2 separate regions of the Homo sapiens genome follow, and region 1 is linked to region 2. Evidence: read pairs that join two places in POLR2A ChIA-PET (ENCODE). Cell type or tissue: GM12878. All regions are shown on one strand.

The links. Peaks named below come from ENCODE experiments on the same cell type or tissue, not always from the same donor. Only the 100,000 strongest peaks of a DNase experiment are listed, where the experiment ranks them.
Region 1: POLR2A ChIA-PET joins it to region 2 with 5 read pairs; 1 of 35 experiments calls an interaction of 5 or more read pairs at or near these places.

What each region holds. Positions count from the first base shown.
Region 1 is chr3:190,207,710-190,212,709 of GRCh38, forward strand. No RefSeq gene overlaps it. Among named protein-coding and RNA genes, the nearest start is that of P3H2-AS1, 89 kb to the left of the region's middle. In GM12878, no CTCF peak of the experiment used is centred here; a DNase peak (open chromatin) is centred at 3,058; H3K27ac peaks cover 555 bases.
Region 2 is chr3:189,628,151-189,633,150 of GRCh38, forward strand. TP63 (tumor protein p63) reads left to right here and starts at 3,239. Exons shown (of 14, transcript NM_003722.5): 1 at 3,239-3,427. The coding sequence starts at 3,366. RefSeq lists a promoter at 2,554-3,363 and a cis regulatory region at 2,756-2,766. In GM12878, no CTCF peak of the experiment used is centred here; DNase peaks (open chromatin) are centred at 2,981 and 4,341; H3K4me3 peaks cover 2,806 bases; H3K27ac peaks cover 3,346 bases.

The DNA.
Region 1 (5,000 bases), 580 kb after region 2:
GCGGACGGAGAAAAGGGGAGCAGTCAGACCACAAGAGCATTCTCAAACAAATCAATTGTAAGGAGAAGTAAATTTGAAAGTTGAAGATCTGGAAACTAATTCCTTGACAAATTTTCATTCCCATATAATCCTTGAAAGTCTAGGAGCAGCTCTGGATACTCAGGTACTCGCAACCCATTCTAAAAATAAACTGGAATTCTATGCAACAAGAATAAATAAAGGGTATATCTGTATGCAATTACAAGAACATTGGTAAGAAACAATTTTAATTGACAAAAGCAAGTGGCATAATAATGCTTCCCATTTATCTTTGAAATATGTTTTTAATCTACATGCACCCATATGTCAGTTCATAGAAGGGAAGTCAAGCAGACATAAAAAGCATTGATAGTGGGTATCTCCAAGAATGGGTTGGGGGACATGGAAGGAGAGATTCACAATTTTCCCAGTTACCTTTTTATATTTTAAGTTATTTTTTAAAATGACATATATTAGTTAAGAAAAATTAAGATTAAGTAAAAATCAACTAAGAAAAAAATTGAGCAGATTCTGATATTGTAGCGTTGATAACAACTTTTAAAATATTTTCTTAGAGCAGTATATAAACATTACCAACAGCTTTACAAAAGTGAAAATCAGTTGCAAGAAACTCTTACTTCCCTCTTTCCTTTTTACATTGGGTATTTTTCTTTTACTTTTGTTTGATAGTTATTTTATCATGTGCTCTATTACAGTTCTCTGTGCCTGTATTTGTCTCCCTCACTAGATAGCATGCTCCTTAAAGGAATGTATCTTTTCCAACTTTGCAATCCCCATACTTCACACAATGCCTGGGGTACAGTTGGATTACAATGAATTTTTGATGGAATTAATGAGTGGATAAATTAATGGAAGCGAATGGCTTGTCCCTGTTTTCTTCTTTGTCTCCTTGATTTAACAGATGAATTTTGTTTTATCTTGCTGCATAATGTTCTATTCTACAGTTATTGGATAGTACATTCTAGACATTTTAATACATTTACAGACATTATCTCACTTTTCTTCTCTATTTTGTGGTGAAGAGCCATGAGTAAAAAATAGACTCAGCTTACACATGGGGAAGTAGAAGTCCACACAGACAAAAAACCTATTTCTAAATTCACAGTCATAGATACCATAACCATGAGATCATAATTATTTACCTAGCAGCATGAAGATCCATAGATAACTTTAATAGTTAGCCAATGGCTCTTCTAATAGTGCTTCTAATATGCTATTTGAAGTTTAAAAAATGTTTAAGGCCAGGCGTGGTGGCTCACGCCTGTAATCCCAGCACTTTGGGAGGCCAAGGCAGGTGGATCACGAGGTCAGGAGTTCCAGACCAGCCTGGCCAGCATGGTGAAACCCCGTGTCTACTAAAAATACAAAAAATTAGCTGGGCGTGGTGGTGCATGCCTGTAGTCCCAGCTACTTGGGAGGCTGAGGCAGGAGAATTGCTTGAACCCAGCAGGCGGAGGTTGCAGTGAGCTAAGATCACGCCACGGCACTCCAGCCTGGGTGACAGAGTGAGACTCCATCTCAGAAAAAAAAAAAAAAAGGAAAAGGATGTTTAAAAACAAAGACTGAGATTGGGTGTTTCTTCTTTAATAGCTTAAATATTATTTATTAAATTATTCTTTAGAAGGTATTTAAACAAGCCTTTAGCTAGTTCTTAAAATATTTTAATAACATATCAGACAGAGAGAGAGAGTCATCTCAACAGATATATTTGTCAAAGAGAAAAGCAGAATTGTAATTTTTGTGATATGGGAATATGTTTATGTATATATATTTATCAAAGTGAAAGCAAAGTGGAAATTTACAAAAGCAGAAAATTTTTCTTTGAGTTCTGTAGTGATTTTGATGTTGAACATCATTAATAGCAGCAGTTAATACAATATCAATGAAGCAAGAAAACAAAGCCAAGCAGGAAAATGATAGATTTCCCCACCATTCCCCATGCTCCTTCAGAGATATGGAACTTTTGCTGAAGAGAAGCAATACAGTCATTTCTGAACTATAAATATTACAAAGCATTGTGTGGTGGCCAGGGTCAGGACAAACTCTTAGGTCTCTAGTTAGGGCTGTATTTGCCACACTTATTTCAGTCTTATGTACGCAGAAATATCATATTTTCAAAGACAGAATTTACTAGAAAGTAGACTATCATATTCCCAGTAACATATAGAGACCCTAGACCAACAAGCGTGGTTGGTCCATTTCAATAACAGTTTTAAATTTTTCCTTTTTTGAAGACTTCATTACTCAACTGAAATATAATAATTAACTCCAAGTTTTCCAGAAATATTTTTCTGCTACACAAAGACAAATGAGCCAGAAGCCAGAAAATATTAAAAATAAGCTTCAGATTAATTTAAAAGAACATGATTTTTCTAGTAATCAATTGGAGAGAAGAATGAATCTAGGTAAATGCACTCACATAATACACATTTTAATGCTAGACCTAGGAATTCTCATTTCAAAAAAAGAATGAGAAAGCAGAAAATAAAATAAAACAAAGAAAATCAAAATAGGAACAATAAGAAACACTTCATAGGAACTAGAAAAATGTTATTCAACATAAAGTAGGCAAACAGCTACTGAGGTGCTCATATATCTCTTTGGAGATCAGTGATGTAATATGGCTTATCAGTGCAATGGAAGATATGGTAATATAATCCCCTCAAATTTTGCTAAAAGGATATGGTAAATATAATCTTATTTCTGATAAAACCTTTTAGGAAGCTAAAAATATAAGAGTTGTTATTTTGTTTTAAGAATGCAGATAGAGAATATAATAAAATATCTCCCCATCAACACTAAACTCATTAAAATAATATAATTTGAATAAAATGAAAAAATTCTTAACCACACTCAAAAACATATAAGAAAGCTCTTCATAAAGAAGAATTGGAGAGGCATTTCTAAAATAGTAAAGCAAAGGAAACACCACAGCAAAGGCTGCTTCTTTACTATCATGAATCTGAAACTGGAGCTGCATTGTTTAGAAACAAATTCTGAGGCTTCCTTGCCCAGTAGACAAGTCTAAAGCTAAGCTACCTTCAAGGCTAATGTTGGTGCTATTATGACATCTCACTACAGGAAATTCCCATCATAAGGTGTGAAAATAAGACTTCCTCTGCAAAAAACTAAGAAACAGAAATAATTAGGTAATACCAAATCTTTCCAGAGGCACAATAAACTCAAACATTAAGAGAACTTACGGCCAAGAAAGTTGGGATAATAATACAAGGTAAAAATATGAAATATTGAAATATTTCATAATCTTGAAGAGTCAAAGGAAGTGACTTCTTCCAATAAGCAAGAACCATACATTATGAAAAAGATAAAAAGCAGTTATGACAAACTAAGAATTCCAAAAAATGTTTTAATGTACTTTTATTTCAAAAAGTTAAATAGGACTAAAAATGTGCTAGAAAACTGAGCTGAGAAATTTCCCTGAAAGAATCCAAAAAAATATGAAAAATATTAAGAAAAAACTAAAAGACAGTAAGTCTAGACTACTAAGATTCAGCTAAAAGAAGTCCCAGAAAAAAAAAAAATGGAGAGACTAAAGGGGAAAGATATTTAGAGAAATGCATGGTCAAGAATTTTCCAAAAGTAAAGAAATATGATTTTATGCCAACAGTGAATAATCTGAAAAAGAAATTTAAAAAGTAATCCTATTTACAGTAGCCAAACATAAAATTAAATACCTAGGAATTAACCAAATAAGTGAAAGATCTCTATAGTGAAAACTATAAAACTGTGATGGAAAAATGGAAGAGGACACCAAAAAATGGAAATATATTCCATGTTCATGGATTAGAAAAAATAAAATTGTTAAAATGTCCATATTATCTAAAGCAATCTACAGACTCAGTGCAATCTCTATAAAAATACCAATGGCATTCTTCACAGAATAGAAAAAAACTATTGTAAAATTTATATGGAACCACAAAAAAACCAGAATAGCCACAGCTATCCTAAGCAAAATGAACATAACTGGAGGAATTACATTACCTGACTTCAAATTATACTACAGAGGTATGGTAACTGAAACAGCATGGTACTGGCATAAAAACAGGCACATAAACCAATGGAACAGAGAACCCAGAAACAAATTTATACACCTACAGTGAACTTATTTTCAACAAAGCTACCAAAAACAAAACATACATGGGGAAAAGACAGTCAGAGAAAACTAGATATCCATATGCAGGATCATGAAACTAGATCCCTATCTTTTGCCATATACCAAAAAAAAAAATCAAAATGGATTAAAGACTTAAATCTAAGACCTCAAACTATAAAACTACCATAAGAAAACATTGAGGAAAGCATCCAGGACATTGGTCTGGGCAAAAATTTTTTGAGCAATACCCTGCAAGCATGGGCGACCAAAGTAAAAATGGAGAAATGGGATCACATCAAGTTAAAAGGCTTCTGCATAGCAAAATAAACAATCAACAAAGCGAAGAGACAACTCATAGAATGGGAGAAAATATTTGCAAACTACCCATCTGACAACGGATTAATAACCAGAATATATAAGGTGCTCAAATAATTCTAGAAGAAAAAAACTAATAATCTGATCAAAAAATGGGCTAAAGATTTCAATAGACATTTCTCAAAAGAAGATAAACAAATGGCAAATGGGCATATGAAAAGGTGCTCAACATCATTGATCATCAGATAAATGCAAATCAAAACTACAATGAGATATAATCTCACCCCAGTTAAAATGGCTTATATCCAAAAGGCAATAACAAATGCTGGCAAGGACGTGGAGAAAATGCAATGTAAATTAGTACAACCACTCTGAAGAACAGTTTAGAAGTTCCTCAAAAAACTAAAAATAGAACTACCATATGATTCAGCAATCCCATTGCTGGATATATACCCAAACGAAAGGTAATCAGTATATTGAAGAGATATCTGCATTCCCATGTTTGTTGCAGCACTATTCACAGTAGCCAAGA
Region 2 (5,000 bases):
AAGTGCAGATATAATTATGTAGGACAGTAGAAGTGGGGAAGGTTTCTTTTATGTGGAAAAAAGAGGGAGAATTTTTGGTCTTTGAAGGATGAGCAAGATGTGAATATGCGCAGATGGAGTTTTAAAACATTCCTGGTGGAGGGCAGAATATGATCCAAGGCACAAGAGCAACCAGAAAAATATGCAACCTAGAGGAAAGTGCATGAAGGGGAGCAGTTGTAAAATAATTTTCATGAATGTAAGTGAGAAGAATTTGTATCATAGACACCTGAGTTTGGCAGAGTGCATGTTCTTGGCTCCTAGGAGTCAAGAAGAACAAAGTGTCCCTTTCTCCTACGTTATGCTCAGTGGTCCAAGTCCAAAACACCTTTCCTTCCTTAAGTACTTTCTTCTCCCCTCCATACAAATCTAAAGTCTTCACAAACATCATTTAAACAGGCAGGTCATGGTCAGAAAGGCAATTGCTTTTCCTAGACTTCTATGTACGTTATTATATTACAATTTCTGCCTAAAAGACTCTAAAGTCTTGGAAAAGTTTCCACCTTGCACATCAAAGATATAATTCATGCATTTGTATAGTAACCTTAGTCCCCTAAGAGAATAAGGATGAACTATAAATATAAGAAGCAATTATGGTAATTATAATATGATTGCCACTTATTTTTCACTTGATCGTGTATGGTTGCATGCTACTGGTGTTCTGTTGAATTCTAGAGAGTTTGCCTCTTTTTCCTGGGTCAACTCTCGCCATTTATTTCCATAATGCAATAGGAGCCAATCTTTTTCATAATTACTTATTTAAAATTTGTTGCCATTTAATTTCTGTTCCTCTTAGCTTAGTAACTTTAGGATTTTTAAATAACAACTATTGAAATCATGACATACGTTTAAATGATATTATTTAAATACGTTAGGCTATAAACCTTTTAAATTTTTTAAAAAAATAGATGAGTGTGGTGGCTCATGCCTGTAATCCCAACACTTTGGGAAGCCGGGTCGGGAGGATAGCTTGAGTCCAGCAGTTTGAGACCAGTCAGGGCAACACAGCAAGACCCCATATCTAAAAAAACAAAACAAAACAAAATTACCTGGGTATGGTTGTGCTCACCTGTAGTCCAAGCTACACAGGAAGCTGAGGCAGAAGGATCACTTGAGCCCAGGAGGTTGAGGCTGCAGTGATCCATGAACGCGCTGCTACACTCAGTCTGGGTGACAGTGCAAGAAGCTGTCTCAAAAATAATAAATAAATAAAAATAACTTTTAAAAAACAAAAATTAATTAAATTTTAAAGACACAACACACTAGAGATGTTTGCAAATTGATTATTTGGGAGTCTATATCCCTGGAAGTTAATTTAAAATATTTAGAAGAGTTCTTCCTCATTTCCTAGAGACGTCGAATTGTAAATATCAGAGCTAGAAGGAACACTAGGGCTCGCCACTCCAAAGTGTGGTCCAAGGACCAGCAGCATCAAGTAACCTGGGAACGTGTTAGAAATGCAGAGTCTTAGGCCTCACCCCAGACCTACTGAACCAGAATCTGCATTAACAAGATTTCTAGGTGCCTCACGGGCACATTAAAACTTGAGAAGCTCTGCACTAGAAATCTTCACTCCACCTTTCATTATAAATGGAATCACTTGGCTGTGGTCACAGGAAATTGATTATTTTTAATTTCAGAACCTTCTATTTAGGTCATCTATATTTGCTAATAGCAGGGAAGAAAGCCAAACTCTTTAACTGCAATTAACAAATCTATAATTAATTAGTTAAGCAATCTTCCCTTTAAGTTTTACATTTTGTGGAGCAAGCTGTTTGATTTGGCTGGGGCTCAGGCTGGCCTGTTTGTGAATTTCACAATTCACAGATGTTAGCCGCTCTCGGGCTAAGTAAAGGAAGAGAATGTCAAGTTTTAAATAGCTTCTCCCTTCCATCCTGGCTGAAGCAACAAATAAAATATTTTTATGAAACACATTTTGAGTTAGATTTACTTACAGGGAAATGTCAAATTTCTCTGAAAGGGCTTTAGATTGTCTCACAACTTTGACATCTACTGATGTCACCTATTTACAGGTGTGTCCTGTGACTAGGGGGTGAAGGGAAGATGTGAACTCACCATGTTAGTGACCGTTAGATACACAGAGTGGTTTTTTTTCCCCCTGTTGGAGTCTATCCTAACTGAGCTTCTGAATCATATTTCATTCAATTTCCAAATCCACAAAACCAGGATAAGTTTACAGCCCATATTCAGAAAGGAAATAAATTATTTTGTGTGTAGACTTTCCTGATATTACACTGATTTGGGAATATATGAACAATTTTATGGTTTCCTTTCGAAGTAGGTCAAGTCAAAGCAAAACCAAAAACAGCAAAAACTGTAAGACATAAAGAATAGAGTGGAGCCGACTGAGAGATTAAAATAAACTAGAATATTTTTATTAACAGGCAATTTGAAATAATTTGTGCACTTCAGAATATTCTACAATAATATATTATTTCCAATTTTAATATCTTTAAGAAAATTACTATATTATATGTAAGTACATGTGCATGTGTTTGAGGTAGGATATTTAACTCAATAAAGGTTATTTTCTTTTATTCGGGTCAGGCAAAGCTTCTAAGGGGATGTGAAAGGGATATCTCTTTCTCTTAGCTGAGAGGAAGAGTGAGTTCTAAGTTAAATATAATCAAGGAATTTCCCTGTCTTTGCTATTTGAGATTGTGACCACAACAGGCGGTTGGCTGAAAGGGAAACTGAAGGGCGGGGAGGGAGGGAAATAGATGAAAAAACAAAACAAAACAAAACTTCCCTAAGCAGCTCTACAAAACATTTTAGCCCCAGAAATAGTCACAGAAATCCTCAAATCAAACCAGTATCCAGATACAAGGAAGTGTTATGTAGCTGGAGCAGGGTGGACACTCATCAGCTCAGTTCAGTTACAAAAGTCCAGGCTGCTGAAATTAAACTCTGATGCCATTCATGCCAGCATCCAATCACGACAGAGATCAGAAGTTCAGAGATGCCTCCAGCTCCAAATTGCCAACAACAAGTGTGGCTACTATACGTCAAGGACTCTGAAGCCGTGAGAGAGGGGGAAGAACAACAGTAGAGAGGATGCCCAGCTGGTAAGAATCGAGTGTTTATGAAGTTTTAGTCAATTGATGAATCTCATTGGCTAAAATCAAGAAACGCTCCGCCTCTTTGCAAATATGTATGAAGGAGAGAAGTGCCTAAACTTCTATGTCTGATAGCATTTGACCCTATTGCTTTTAGCCTCCCGGCTTTATATCTATATATACACAGGTATATGTGTATATTTTATATAATTGTTCTCCGTTCGTTGATATCAAAGACAGTTGAAGGAAATGAATTTTGAAACTTCACGGTGTGCCACCCTACAGTACTGCCCTGACCCTTACATCCAGCGGTGAGTTTGAATGTGACATAACTTCTCTCAAAACTTAATTGAAGTGCCTTGTGTATTATGAATGTGTCAGCTGTGTACAAAGAACAATTCCTCCTTGTTTAGTCAGCACAGTGATATTATTTTGGACTTTCTGTGGACTTAAAGTGGTCTGTGGACATATTTTCTGAATGTCTTTTTTGGTTGATATTTGGATCTACAAAGTGAAAAAATTTGAAGCGAATCTTCCCATTTAAAAAAAATTATCACGCCATTTAAGAATGTTTAAAATATATTATTTGCCTTGTTCAGCACCTACTCACTCAATAAGAAATTTCACTGGGCAGGGATATAATAATGTATGGATAATCTTCAAGTCAAAATAAACACCAAATAATTTTGATTTATACATTAAGAAATAGATAACTAGCCATTGTTGTACCAAACAGATTGTGGCTTGTCATTGCATTTTATAAGGAATATTTTTTGGTATGTTTGATAATGAAAATCTTTTGACAAATCTGACTTTTAAAGCTTGTGATTGTAGTAAATTTTATTTAGAAACATTTGCCTAGTACTAAGAGAGAATATTAGTGAGGGTGCACAATTGTGTATGTGCTTCAAATTAGACTTTGCTATTTTTAAACTGGTAAATGAAATCTGAACAGTGTTTTTCCAGTCATAAAGTTATGGGAGATATTCAAGTCATATGTAGCAATGTGATGTTAGTTTAACAGCATGAGATTTCGTACTTTATTTTATAAGACTAATGAGAGAGGTCCTTTGCGTGTTGAAAATGGTGAGGTTACAAAGGGTTAACTTGCCATTTACCACCTGTGTCTGTTGGAGCTTGATACTAGAAGCAGATTCTGCTCTCTCTGGGCAGGACTCACTTACTGTAGACTAGTAGAGTGTGAAAGATTTGTGATCTTCCTTTAACGTGATTTGCTACAACGTAGAACACTAATGTGAGCTATGTAGATTGTTTCTCTTCCTGTGAGGTTTCTGGTGGGTTGTGCGAAAAGGCAGAAGAGAAAGAGCAAGGCAGAAAGATAAATAGAATAAAGGAGATAAAAAGAAAAGGGTGAAAAAAGAGAGAGGGGAAGCAAGTTTGGGGTCTCCAAGGTTTCAGTGGAATTTGTTGGTGGTGGCTTGATTCGTGTCTTGCTGTTTACCACAAACAACAATATTAGCACAAATAAATGGCTCTAGGATTTATGTTCTTGTATAATGTGAAAATTAGATCTAGCTGCAGTTGAGGATTGGGTTGATTAAAAAGAAAAACACCAAAGATTTTCTGGTTCTCAAAATTGTTTCTAATCTCAAAATTATCTATTCCATTAAACATCTTTGGAAATAATAGTTCTAAGAAGATAATTGTGATGAAATAGTAACTGTGTAATGCTACTCTTGAGGGCATCTCTCCTAAACTAGGTACTTGGAACCAGGGAAGCTTTAGAAGAAACTTCCTTCTATTGACTAATAACCCACACTTCAATCCTGCATACATACCTCTCTAGAAGCATTTCTAATGATAAGAGAGGCCTATAAATATAAAGAAATAGAGAAACTACTTTTTATATTACCTTGACGATCT